Regions from separate parts of the Homo sapiens genome. Here all the other regions are linked to region 2. A link is a contact called in ENCODE Hi-C or POLR2A ChIA-PET data. All regions are on one chromosome and are shown on one strand. Each heading gives the region's core, a stretch centred on a gene start or an enhancer-like site at or near the end of the contact. The rest is flanking DNA. Distances are from core to core; before and after follow the strand shown.

Region 1 (4,395 bases), core at 350-2,849, 1.0 Mb after region 2:
TGGTTGACTCGATAAATATGTTCAATTAAGCTGAATTTACAGAATTACAATCCTAGTTGCTCCAATTTAAAACCTCAGCATCACCTCTGTTCCTTATCTCTTAGTGAATCAGATAACAGAATCTATTAACTTTTTCCCTAAAAATCTCTCTTGCCCGCTCTTCTCCATCTCTACTAAAAATATTTTTGTTCAGGCTCTCATTATTCTAATTAGTCTCCCTTTCACTCTTCACTCACTGACTTCATCATCCATCTATTAATGTAACTAATATTTTGAAGCACCATCTAAAAGCGAGGCACCAGATATAACAAGAAAGTAGAATAGTCTATGCCCTTGCAGAGTTAAGAGTTTCTAAGAGGACCGCAATTAAACAAGTATTTACAACAAAAGGGCAGCATGGGAAGTAAATTCTGTGTGCCATGAAAGTACCTAACTAACTCTATGCAGTAAGTAAAAGCTTCTCCTCTCTGTAATACCCCCAAAAATGTTTGCACTGAGAGCTAAAATACGAATAAAAGTTAGAAGCAGGGGAAAGAATATTCCAGGCAAGGGAAAATGCATTTACGAAGAGTTTGAGAAGTTCAGTTCAATTAACAAAGATCTGAGAGGGTGAGAGGTTAAAGGAAGAAAGGCAGACAGCAGATTGTAGTCTTGTGAGCCACAGCAATCTGAACACCTAAGACCATAGGAAACCACTGAAGAATTTTAAAAGGGATAGTTATGACTGGACTTAGTAAATCCACTCTGACTGGTGTGGAAAACTGATCAAAGAGAAACAAGAACTCTTTCCAAACACTGTTGAATCAATCCTACCTAAATACATGGATAGAGAATAGATCTGAACCCTTTACCTACTTCCTCTAGATTCGGATGGCTCCCCACTGTCAAAAGCAATCCAACTCAGCTTGGCATTCAGACCCTCTCCCCCATATGGCCCGGCTGACTTTTCTTTCCAGTGTTCTCTCACATCTCCCGCAAATCCTAAAACCAAGCTCTCGCCTCACACACAGTTGCAACCATTCTTTTCCCTCTGCTTGGAACACTCATTAGGCTCACTCTCTTCTCTACTGGGTTAACTTCCACGGACTCCTCAAAACTCACAGGAGGAGCCTTCTGAGAAGCCCCTCTGACATCCATCGATTTAAATGACGCTCCCGGTCCCAAAGCACCCTGGATAGTTTGCCTCTCTCCTGCTACACGGTGAACTCCCCCAACGCTACAATCGAGCACCCCCAATTACCAGCTCTGTGCAAAAGCTCCCGAAAGCGGTGCGCACGCGCATACTCGAGGTGCTCTGGCGCCACGCACAAACATACCCAGACACGCACCCTGACACGTACTTGCACTCTCAAAACACAGAGCCGCGGCTGCGCTTCCTGAAGTAAGGATTCCCCAACCGGGCGCCTGGATCCCAGGCAACAGACAGATGCCACCACCGTTCTCCCCACCCTTTTGGTAGCCCTGGTCCCTAAGGCTCGTTGGGACTGCGAGCTGCAAGCCTCAGATCCATCATCTCAACCTGCCTTGCAGTCGGTCCCGACTGCCGCCGCCACCGCAGCTAAAACTTCAGGCGCCGGAACCGCGGAGCGCGCCACAGGTTAACCCAGCCAGCGGCTTCCGGGCTGTTGCCTGGGTTACCAGAGCTCCGCCCCACGCCCTTGCGTATATCCGGCGAGCCCAGTGCGCAGGCGCCTCCCAAAGCCTATCTCGGGTCCTGAGTCTAAGGGAGAGAGGTTCCTCTGCAAGGTTCAGGGCAAATTATTAAAGAATAGGTATATAGCAGGCCGGGCGCGGTGGCTGACGCCTGTAATCCCAGCACTTTGGGAGGCCGAGGCAGGCGGATCACGAGGTCAGGAGATCGAGACCATCCTGGCTAACACGGTGAAACCCCGTCTCTACTAAAAATACAAAAAATTACCCGGGCCAGGTGGCGGGCGCCTGTAGTCCCAGCTACTCGGGAGGCTGAGGCAGGAGAATGGCGTGAACCTGGGAGGTGGAGGTTGCAGTGAGCCGACATGGCGCCACTGCAGTCCGGCCTGGGCGAAAGAGCGAGACTCCGTCTCAAAAAAAAAAAAAAAAAAAAAAGAATAGGCATATAGCATTAGCCGGTGCCTCGAGAATTCTCCAAAAGAAAGATGTTGCTCTCCTCACCAGACTTCACATATCACTTAATTTGCTTTCATCTCTATTCATTTGTTTACAAATCTTTAGTAGTGGAATCCCAGCACTTTTGGAGACAGAAGCAGAAGGATTGCTTAAGCTCAGGAGTTTGAGACAAGCATGGGCAAGATGGCGAAACCCCGTCTCTACGAAAAATTAAAAAATTAGCTGGGCGTGGGAACACGCCTGTAGTTCCAGCTACTCAGGAAGCTGAGGTGCGAGGATCGCTTGAGCCAAGGAGGGCAAAGCTGTAGTGAGCCACAGTCATACCACTTCACTCCAGCCTGGACGACAAAGCAAGACCTTGTCTCAAAAAAAAAAAAAAAAGTTGTTTATTACAACCTACAAATGTGCGGGAGAGCTAGGTTCTATGGGGCTAAAAACAGGCAAGGTGGGAAACTTACAGCATATTAACAGACAGTTATCAATGACAAAAACATTAAAATTATGACGAGTGCTAAGAAGGAAGCACTCTAACCAAATACTTAGCTTATTATTATAGTAATATTTGAATTACTCAGGAAAGCTCAGACATGAATAGGCCAGTGGGGAAGGGGAAAGCATTCCTGCAGAGGGAGCTGCATGTGCAAAGATGTGGAAAATGCAAGGGACAGGAAGAGGTCCAGTGTGTCTGAAGTTTAGAGAACAGTGGGAACTTGCTGTGAAGGGGAGGCGCCCTGATAGGCTGGATCCACGACAGTCAGAGCTGCGTGGACCACGTTAAGAACTTTACAAAGCACTTGATTCAAAAACAGAGTTTATTTGCTCTGGTAAGACAATTTCCTCTAGCCCCTTGCTTTCTGCTGTTACAATACACCCATGTGTGGTCTGCAAATACATGCCCAAAACCTTCTAGAGGAAAGGTACTGCCTTTAATAGTTTTCACTCTGATTGAGGAAGTTTGATGTAGATATATTTAATAATCAACAATCATCCACTTGCTTGCATCCTCAACTCCCTGCCCCTCTCTAAATTGCTGTAATCACTTGGCAAAATGACCATATTAGCCATCCCTACTTTACACTTACTAAGTGCTTGCACCCATGCAGCTGAATCTGAAAAAAAACACCCAATCATGCTGACTTTAAATTCATGATTACTGATGTTAAGTAGGACCTTAAAGATGCTTGAACATCTCATTACAGGTCCCTGTTCATTGATTTTCCTACATATTAGTTTTATACCTTCATTCATACCCAATGCCTTGTCTCCTATCCTCATTCTCACACAATGACCTTGCTTCCTACTGCATTGATTACACTGAATTATTCAAAAGAGAACTTCCCTAAGCTCCCATCATTATTTTAATCCTTCTGTCACTATCTTTACCCACAGACCTGCCTTCAGAAGCTCAGCATAAGAAATATGAAGAAAGCTAATCAAAATACTTCATAATCAAATTGCTCAGAACGAGTGATAAAAGAATCTTAAAAGCATCCAAGGAAAAAAATACATGTCGTATACAGCAGAACAAAACTAAGGATTACATCAGTTTCTCATTAGAATCAAAACAAGCAAGAAGACAGAATAACAGTTCAAACATATTCAAAGAAAAAAAGCTATCAACCTAGAATCCTTATACTATTCCTTTTTTTTTTTTTTTTAAGACAAAGTCTCACTCTGTCACCCAGGCTGGAGTGCAGTGGCACGATCTCGGCTCACTGCAACCTCCACCTCCCAGGTTCAAACAATTCTCCTGCCTTAGCCTCCGGAGTAACTGGGACTACAGGAACACACCACCATACTCAGCTAATTTTTGTATTTTTAATAGAGACGGGGTTTCTCCATGTTGGTCAGGCTAGTCTTGAATTCCTGACCTCAGGTGATCTGCCCGCCTTGGCCTCCCAAAGTGCTGGGATTACAGGTGTGAGTCACCGCGCCTGACCCTTATACTATTCCTGATACCACTTAAAGGTAGACTATGATAAAATAAAGATGTATACTATAAACCCTAAAGCCGCCACTAAATAATAAAAGTTATTGTTAAAAGCTTACAAAAGTCATGTAAAGGATAACGAAACAAATACTTGATTAATCTAAAAGTATAAAACAAGAAAAAACAAAGAAAAGAGAGAAGTAGGAAAGAAATTGCAAGATGATAGACTCATAAATCATATTAAATGTAAATTGTCTAAACACACTGAATAAAAGGCAGAGATTGTCAGATTGTCAGAGATTGTTTAAAATCTTGAATTTTTTAAATTGCTGCTTATAAGAAGGGAAACATTAAATATA
Region 2 (4,819 bases), core at 32-2,531:
GCTCAGTTGGGTAGGACAGATGTTGGATAATTGGGGTTATCCAACATCTCTACTAAAAATACAAAAATTAGCTGTGCGTGGTGGAAGGTGCCTGTAATCCCAGCTACTAGGGACGCTGAGGCAGGAGAATAAATTGAACCCGGGAGGAAGAAGAATCGATTGAACCCGGGAGGCAGAGGATGCAGTGAGGCGGGATCACGCCATTGCACTCCAGCCTGGGTGACGAGAGCAAAACTCTTGTCTCAAAAAAATAAAAAAATAAAACCTGAAAAATCAGAAGCTTCTGATGAGCCACTCATAGGCTTTTCCTCTTGATAATATGTGGGTTCCTATGCAATATAAGGTAGGAAGCGACTTTACAATAAAAAAGAAATTGCCTTTTTTTTTTTTTTTTTTTTTTTGCCTGTATAAAGTCTTTGCAGGGGTGGCTAAATATCATCTTTGCAGAATCCAACTTATTTTCTGTGTTCAATTGACAACCAAGTAGGAACCATTCCCTTTCAACAAAATAGAAGCAATGACGAAAAGTTCTGCTCCTATATTTTGTAGCATTTTCTCAATCGGTATTCTCAAGGCATACATCCCAATGAAGCAAGTATAGAGATTTTATTTAGAGGTAATATTATTTGAGGGTAACCATGGAGATATGTATAATTCCGATTATCCAACAACTGTCCTACCCAACTGAGCACTGCAGCACTCTACTGCACTCAGTTTGGAAAGAACGAGCTATCTATTCATTATCAGTATGGCAGCCAGAGCATTTTTGCAAGAAGTAGTGATAGATTTGTACTTAACTATTTATAACATCTACTCAGTTCTCTTTTCCTACCATCAACATGTTTTTAAGAAAGTCAGCCAAGCTATTGATGCGATGCCTATGATTAGGCAGGTGAATACTATGTTCTAATTTGGTTTATGCTCTACGATGTCTTCGGTAAGCAAATGTAACAGCTTGGTTTCATCTACGATTACCCACTTCGTATAAACGTTACACCGTACTAAGTTCAGCAAGGGAGAATGTTGCCTCCAAGACCCCCTGAGAAATAAAACCAGAAATAACCTAAGCAGGTGCCTTACCATGGATGTTCCAGATGTCCAGATATGGGATTAAGAAGAAGACCCAAAATAATTTCCCAGTTCCAAGCATGGCAGGCAATGTCTTCATTTCCTGCACATATCAGTGATGGAAAAACTGCTCAAGTAGAAGGCTTTGCTTCGTCTTCTGAGTGCTGCAGAGTTGGGTCAGTTTACCTACCCCAGTGGCATCTGTGAAATAACTAAAAAAAAAAAAAAAAGAAGAGAGAGGTGGTAAGAGAGGAGAGTAGGAAGAGCCTGGATGATTTTGTGAAAAAAAGTGAACAGAAAGACGATGTGGTACTCTGTTCTGTGGTTTTTGCTTCTTGTCAGGTTGGCTGTTCACTTTCAAACACTGTGATCTGCAAAGCAGCTCAGTCCTTAACTTCTCCTTCCGCTCTACCACGTTTTTGCCCCAGGTTGAGGTTTTTCCTGCACTCAATGTTCAGTGAAATGAGCAATTAAACTTTAAAGAAATCTGTATTGTTGCAGTCTTTAAGTTGAGATTTTAATCAAATTAAGGTCAGGAAATTTATGGTAAAACTATCAATGGTAAGTATACATTTTCCCCTTTGTGATAGCTTGTGATTATGAAACTTCTTTTATGTAAAAGATTTTAGGTTTCTTTTTTTTCCTGTACATGTCACGGTAAGATGAGGATGCTTATTGTCATTAAACCAGTGAAGATTTATCTCAGGTTATGGAGAAAATGAGTGACAGGAAGCACTTCCTCAACAGAAGAAGGAAGAGCAGCCGTCTTTAATCTGTGGATACATATCAATGGAACAAGATCATCATTAATATTGGCTACATGTTCTCTCTAGATAATAAAGTTCTAATCTAAAGGAGATCTTGAATATCAATTAAAGGAAATTTCCATTTTAAACATTCTTCATGCAGTTGTTGTCTCGATGAAGTAGAATAGAAACAGTAAAGGAAGAAATGGAAAAGTTCAAGATCAGATAGCACAGGCCACCATAGGACTGTTTTCTCCACATCCACTTGTAATAATTAGCTTAGCTTATAGTCATAGGAGCTAATCAAATTCATCTGCCATTTGAGACTCCAAATGAGAGATCTAGATTTGTGGCATTAGTGATCATTGACAGAAGTCGATTATATAAGTTTTTTCCTCAGAGACTGATGATTTTATTCCAAGGCCAAACTTCAATAGTTTTAAGTTCAAGGAAAGTTTTAAGAGCAAGGAAAGTGTATAGATTGCTGGACATTTTGACCTGACATGGGAAACTGATGGGCAATACTTAATTCAGAGCTCCCAGTTGAGTTGCCAAGGGTAAATTAAAATTAAAAAACAGTTATCATGTATTTATTGAGTCAAATAGACAATGTGCTATGGTTGGAGATGAATGATGAATGAGTTGCTATTGCTGATTTTAAAGAACTCGTTCAATCAGTATTACGACTTCCTCACATCCACCTTTAGTGTTGGTCTTATAATATAGTATAATACAGAGAGGGTACACATAGCCTTTTAGAATTTCTGTTACTAATCAAATAAACATCCTGGGAAATATTAAGGCAGTATTTTCACAGCTCCTTCCTTTTCCTGTGTTCACAGTGAGTAAAAGCTTCTTGAGGCAGCTGAAGCAAGGCTCATTGTCCCTTTAAAATGGCCCACAGGTCAAAAGCCATAACCTTATGGCTTATGGGTTACATAAGCCCAAACCAGAGAGAGATCATATTAACTTTATCTCAGCTTAAAACTGTTATGTCACTATTTTAAATATTTTTCATATAAAAAGTCCATGCTAATTAGACAAAATTCGGAAAAAATCTTATGTAGCATCTAATGTATTTTTAAAAGATTTATATATTTCTTGCTTTTATTAGCATGCCTAGCACTTTATCCCTCCACAGGTAGAGTCCTGAGTGTCCCACTGTAGATAAAACCCTGCCTCTGAATCTCACTCCTGTCTTCGTTCTAGTTAAAAAAAAAAAAAAAAAAAGGAAAGAAGCCAGACTCAGAAATTAATTAGCTCAGTAACAAGTCAATCTTGCCTTAAGCTTATAACTTTTGTAATCCCATCATAATTATGTATATTGTTTGATCCAAAAATTACAATTTTCATTTATATTTGCAAATTTAAAGAGTTTACTACATTCTTGAAAGCGATGGCATTACATATTGAAACAATTTTAAAAACATGAACGTCTAATCAGTTTTATGTTGAAAGACAAAAAGGAAATAGAATTTAGTATCTTCAAACTCTCTTTACAAACATCTCAGGAACTACTTGGAGGGCAAATTTTTCAGTTCACTTGCAGACTCAGTTGCTTTCATGAATGATGAAGCAGCTATACTTTCTGCAATATTTTTCCCCCAGGTGATCAGAGAACCAGCAATCACAAAACATGACACAGGATCCTGGAAAAGTCTTGCCCCTGATGTTAGACAACCCCAAAGAGATGAATCTTGGTACTGATCTTTTTAACTTTCCCCAAAAACATTCCATAGCTTTACTGTAAAAGTAGTCCAGCATTTAAAATCTTTGACATTTTTCTATTTGATATCATTTTTTCACTAATGTTATTGTAAGCAATAGTTTCTATACATTACTGTGTTCTATAATCAACCTGGACACTTTTTATAAAATTGGTGGAATTTTTTAATCCTATCCATTTCCATTGAATCAGAATCTCACAAGATGAAGGCCAGATATCCCCATTTTCAGAAAGCTCCAAAGGTGATTTTGATATACTAGTTTGAAGGAATATTTAGAAACCAATTATGAGTTGGCAGGGGATATAAGCTTTTGAATCACACATGTGGTATCAAAGCTTTTTCAGTTATTAGCTATAGAAGCTTTCATAGATTTTCTACGTTCTTAGAGTCTGTAGTAGACACAGAAATGCACTTCTCAGATCCCCCTTCAAGGATGTGTTTGCTCTTAGATGGGGGGAATGCAATAGGCAGAGTACATCCAACTGTAAACTTCTCCCAGGTCTGCTCAGTTGAGACACATCTTGACCAAGGTCATGCTTTCCCATGACAGCTTGCATCCAATGATGGAGCAAGGAAAGTGTACAGATTTCTGGCCATTTTGAGCTGACATGGGAAGCTGATGGGCAATACTTGATTCAGAGCTCCCAACTGAGTTGCCAAGGGTATATTAGGCCTACATCACAGTTTCTTCCTCTGATCCCTTCCTTTCACAGTTGTTGATCCCTAATCTATCTATGTTTGCTTCCAGAGAACCAAATCTGCTCCACATTTCATTTTCCAGTTCTTTAAAACATAGTAACAATACCTATCTGTTTTGTTGGTTAACTGAGGTGATATATGCAGGGTAATCAGTAAATTGCAACTATAATCATTCTGGAACCAAGAAGCCCTGTATTAATAAGCCAAAATTTAATGATGGTGGAACAAGTTGAAAATGGAGCAAGTTGAAAATACTTGCTAATGGGAGTCATTGTTGCATAGAGATCAAGACTCTAAAGTAAATGCCGTAATAAAGCTTCGATTAGGAGAGGAATGGTGTAGCTTAAAGATGGTCCAAATTAAAAAACATTCGCAAAGGGGCCTTAGGTCTATATGTAGCATCTCATAGTTCCATGTCTTATGAACTAAAAATCAAGTAATATGCACCCAACATTTCCATGATAGTGTTTAAAAAATTTTCATAAGAAATGTTTGATTGTTGAGTGAAGTATTATTTGTAATAATAAAACATAATAAAGTGAGGAAGCCTCACTTTTAGGACAATTGGTCTCCCCACAT
Region 3 (4,712 bases), core at 1,418-3,917, 1.0 Mb after region 2:
TATTGCTATTTATGGTCTGGCCATTGCCCACTTGCATATTTAGTCTCTCACAGTAGAATCCTGACATTGTAGATATTAAAAAAAAAAAACTGCCTTTAAAATCAAAACAATTGAACTCATGGAGAAAGAGAGTAGAAGGATGGTTACCAGAGGCTGGGAAGGGTAGTGGGAGAGCTGGGGGAGGAAGGTGGGGATGGATAATGGATACCAAAAAATGGAATGAATAAGGTGTAGTATTTGATTGCACAACAGGCTATAGTCAATAATAATTTAATTGTAAATTTAAAAATCACTAAAAGAGTATAATTGGGTTGTTTGTAACATTATGGATAAATGCTTGAGGTGATGGATATCTCGTTTTCCATGATGTGATTATTATGCATTGCATGCCTGTATCAAAATATCTCATATACTCCATACATATATACACCTACTAAGTACCCACAAAAATTTAAAATAAAATTCCTTTTAAAAATAAAGAAAAAAACCACCTACCTAATGGACCACATTTTATTTTTTAGCTATTGAACTAGCAGTCACACCATAACAGTATTTGTTCATTCAACACTTTAAACTTTTTAATGTACTTTCAAATACATCATTCTCCCTTTTATCCTTACAACAACCTTGTGATCCTGAGAGGTTAATTACTTGAGGTCACTGAATGACTTTTGGCTAGAATAAGGATTAGATAATATTACAGAGTGACTTGTAATATATAACTCAAATTGTTAGGTATAGATAATCCATACAAATGGCTTTAAAATAAATATTTTGGGTTTCATGCTATGATGAAGGATCTGTTCCATTTGCTTCCAATTTAGTTGCGTAAAGTTGAGATAAAATCTTGAAGGAAGGGTCATAGCACCATTTAAATACCCACAGGTCTGTCATGTGGAAGAAGTATTAGGTTTATTCCTATGACTCCAGAGGGCAGAACTAGTACAAGTGAGTAGAAGACAGGCAGATTTCAACTAAGAATATGAAATGTCTTTCTAATAATGAGACACTTGCCCCCAAAAGAAGGTGTTGACTTGTGAAAGAACCAGTTCCTCATCTCTTATAGTGTTTAAAAAGAACGCCATAATAGAACTCCATAATCCTAGAGACTCCTTTAACTGGTCACACCAGCTAACCTCCAGGACCTTCGTAGATTTCAAGTTTATGAAATGTTGTTGAACTTTGAAAAGAGGCACAGATATTTTGAATACAACAGTTTAAAGTCATTCAAATTCTGGATGAAATTATTTCGTTATGCTCCTCAAAAACAGTGAGTTCTATTTGAAGTTTTACCCCCAGACTCTCCTTTGAATTAGTATTTTTGCCCATATACCCATATATTTTCAAGAAATTTCTTTCTTTCCTTCCTTCCTTCCTTCCTTCCTTTCTTCCTTCCTTCTTCCTTCCTTCCTTTCTTCCTTTTGAGATAGGGTCCTGCTCTGTCATCCAAGCTGGGGTGCAGTGGGGTGTTCACGGCTCATTGCAGCCTCGACCTCCCGGACTCAAGCAGTCCTCCCAACTCAACTCCCAAGTAGCTAGGACGACAGGCATGCACCACCACGCCCAGCTATTTTTGTATTTTTTGTAGAGATGGGGTTTCATCATGTTGCCCAGACTTGTCATGAACACATGGCCTCAAGCTAGCCCACCTCCCACTTCAGCCTCCCAAAGTGCTGGGATTACAGGCATGAGCCACTGCACCTGGCCAAGAACATTCAAAACTTTAAAACTGAAAATTGTCCTAATAAGGAGTCTACTAACTTAATCTTCCATCAGCATTGTTTTCTGATTTCACAGAAAACTTTACAACAAATGTATTGCATTCATTCTTGATGTTTTAAGAAATTAAAGGAATTAGACAAGGTAAAAACAAAAACAAATCTATCTCTTTAAAGATGGCAAGGACTAGGATTTTAATCTGTAATCTTAAATTTTTGAAAAAGATCTTTTCCTTCTTAATGACTTCTTTTTAAATGGTCCTTCAGGTTGAACACAATTACATTCTTTTATAGTATACAGTAATGAAGCTGAAATAAAACAGTGAGTTCTCTTCCACACGTAAATTGTGATTGTTCAATGTTCTGCAAGGTCTTCTGATGGCCCCATTCTCACCCTGCTCCTTACCTGCCTCTTTAACTCTTTAAATCTAATCCCCTAATTTTTATCAGAAAAGTATTTCCTTTTTACGATAGGCTGTGGTTTCTGCCTTTAAAAAAACAATCCTGGGGTTTCTCTCAGAATCTGGAAGAAGTCATTGCAATGGTAAAGTAGGTAAGAGGCTGGGGTGGAAAGAAATGCCTTCTGCATAAATCTAGTTAGTCTGAGTCGTTTTTTGACAACTTCCGGGACCAGACTTCAGGCAGTGCTGGAAATTGTTCTCTTTACCATATCTTTTTTTTTTTAACTGTACATATTTACATACATACACATATGGTGAGGGAGAGAACGTGATGACGTGAGACTCTCCATGGAGAGTAGGAGGTAATAAAGAAATAAAACAGGTGTCTGAGGAGAGGTTCTATTAGAGAGGGGAGAATAGAGAGTAATTATCGTTCAGACAGGCAAGAGTTCTCTGCAGGTAGCAGCCTGGGAAAGCGAACTCGCGCACCCTCTTGGGGGACGGGCTCTTTTGCTTTCTATTTCTTCTCCTGCAGCCAGGGTGCACACGTATTTGAAACAGACCGAATTTCCTCCTCGATGTGGCGTCAGGTTGACTTTTCGAGACTAGCGGGTATTTCTTTTTAATGACTCCAATGCCTTTTTATTATTGCTGTTATTGAGGTTGAGGGAGAAGAGATCGGTCTAAATTCTGGCTGGGTAAGTGGGGGGATTCTCGGCGATGAGAAACGGGGGACTTAGAAGCCGGAGGAAAATCAGCAGCCCCACATCTCCACTTCTCCAGTCCGCCCTACTCTCCACCCGTGACCTCCAGTGGAGACCCCAGGCGGCAGCATCAGTATTTGATCGGCCCTTCGTCAGCACGCTGCCAGCCCTGGCCGGCTGGGTTCGCCAGGCATCACCCGCTCGGCTCTGAAGCGGACGCCTGGCCCTGCACCGGGCTTTGGAAGGACCCTCTCTGCGCTCGCCCCCTCCCCAGGGTGGCTCCGCTTTCGAGCCCGGGCGCGGTGCCCACCATGCGCGGCTGCCTGCGGCTCGCGCTGCTCTGCGCGCTGCCCTGGCTCCTGCTGGCGGCGTCGCCCGGGCACCCGGCGAAATCCCCCAGGCAGCCCCCGGCACCGCGCCGCGACCCCTTCGACGCTGCCAGGGGCGCCGATTTCGATCATGTCTACAGCGGGGTGGTGAACCTCAGCACCGAGAACATCTACTCTTTCAACTACACCAGCCAGCCCGACCAGGTAAGACACTCGCTCCCCTCGCTCGACTCCTAGAACTTGCCAGATCTCAGAGCCCCGTCGCTGCTTTGGAGTCCCCTGGGAATTGACCTTGGGAGACTTCGGGGACCAGGGGACTTTCTTTCCCTTTCTCCTCCGAAGCAATCGCTGCCCTGCCCTAGCTGCCTCAACACGCCTCGGGGACAACTCTGCTTCGCCTCGCGCCTCTCCTGGCCTGGTCAAGGGCATTGCTGGGCTTTGCAGAGGCACCAGTTCCCCGCACCGTCTGCGGGTCCTGGGTCCCTGCTGGGTCTTTCTCCAGGAAAGTCCTGATTTCTAGGGTTGCGGGGTGTGGTGTGGAGTGCGAAGAAGAACCGCACCTCGGTTCCTAATCCCCTGCAGGGAAGAAACCTAATTTCAAGTGGCTGATTCAGCCAGACCCTTCTATTTCATAGCGCATGGGGAGGGAGAACTGCTCAGAATCTAAAATGGAAATTGTGTGAAAATGGACGGAAGCTGCAGAACCTCTGTGCATTCAACAGTCACTTCCTGCGTTTTTGTGCCATTGTCACACGTTGTGCTTCAGAGACGCCAGAAGACCTGGGCAAAGACGTGAGAACTGCAGCCATCAGCTGATCAATCCAGGTTTTGATTTTAAATAAGGATGGATAATTGTGTGAAAGTTCTAGACCTATTTTTGACAAAAGTTGAGGGAAGATAAGGAGGGAAAAATGTTCCAGTGACTATCCCTTTGACATATATACTCCGATTATATAACGTAAGAAGATGCATATAGTTCATTTCTTTCCTCTAGTGTGGTACCTCTGGAGCACTGGGCGGGGAGAGAGAGGGAGACAGAGAGAGAAAGAGAGAAAGAGAGACAGAGACAGAGACAGAGACTCCCCAGTGTACCAACCTCTGGATCTTCTTCCCATATAAATGTGTTTATGTATCCCTTACTATACCAGCATCCCCTACCCTCTAGGGAAATTCCAGAACTAGATGATTGGGATACCATGATATGCCTCCGTCTGATTCTCACTCCAGATCGGAACTAGAAAACCTCATCACTTCCCAAAGTGAGGGTGGTTTGTATTGAGCAGGGGGGACCAATGTGCCTAACACTGCTCCTAGACATCTTCCAGCTGTGTGTAGCCAGAAAGTGCCCTGAGTGCCCCATCTCCAGTGTGGCACCAAATCCTATGGCACTGTTACCATGGCAGCACAGCCCTCACCCTGCTCTGTCCTCCAGTAACCTTCAGGTTATATGTTCTGTAGTGAGCAGAGTGGCTGTATGCAGAGCCATTTCATGGTAGACAAGGGAGAGGCTGCAGTTTTTGTTTCCCAAACGCCATATACCCAGCCTCTTTCTATCTAGCG

The links. A loop is a pair of places that touch in the nucleus more often than their neighbours do. ChIA-PET counts read pairs that join two places held with the same protein, here RNA polymerase II (POLR2A). Pooled maps may share reads with other maps.
Region 1: a loop to region 2 is called in a pooled map, with 1.9 times the contacts of the local background. The contact joins the promoter of SPICE1 here to the promoter of BTLA in region 2. A Hi-C loop is called at or near these places in 1 of 50 pooled maps. POLR2A ChIA-PET finds 5 or more read pairs at or near these places in 3 of 52 experiments (HEK293, OCI-LY7 and T-cell).
Region 3: a loop to region 2 is called in a map with no recorded cell type, with 3 times the contacts of the local background. The contact joins the promoter of SIDT1 here to the promoter of BTLA in region 2. A Hi-C loop is called at or near these places in 2 of 37 single-sample maps with no recorded cell type and 2 of 50 pooled maps.

The regions. Positions count from the first base shown.
Region 1 is chr3:113,513,557-113,517,951 of GRCh38, forward strand. It overlaps SPICE1 (spindle and centriole associated protein 1), which reads right to left and starts at 1,600. Exons shown (of 18, transcript NM_144718.4): 1 at 1,341-1,600. It overlaps SPICE1-CFAP44 (SPICE1-CFAP44 readthrough (NMD candidate)), which reads right to left and starts at 1,600. Exons shown (of 52, transcript NR_183050.1): 1 at 1,341-1,600. RefSeq lists enhancers at 1,287-1,406, 1,467-1,516, 2,223-2,272, 2,783-2,832, 2,893-2,942.
Region 2 is chr3:112,498,191-112,503,009 of GRCh38, forward strand. It overlaps BTLA (B and T lymphocyte associated), which reads right to left and starts at 1,282. Exons shown (of 5, transcript NM_181780.4): 1 at 1,081-1,282. The coding sequence starts at 1,168. RefSeq lists enhancers at 734-783, 874-1,003.
Region 3 is chr3:113,529,888-113,534,599 of GRCh38, forward strand. SIDT1 (SID1 transmembrane family member 1) reads left to right here and starts at 2,668. Exons shown (of 25, transcript NM_017699.3): 1 at 2,668-3,356. The coding sequence starts at 3,135. RefSeq lists enhancers at 2,060-2,279, 2,300-2,489, 2,630-2,959, 3,430-3,559 and a silencer at 3,230-3,279.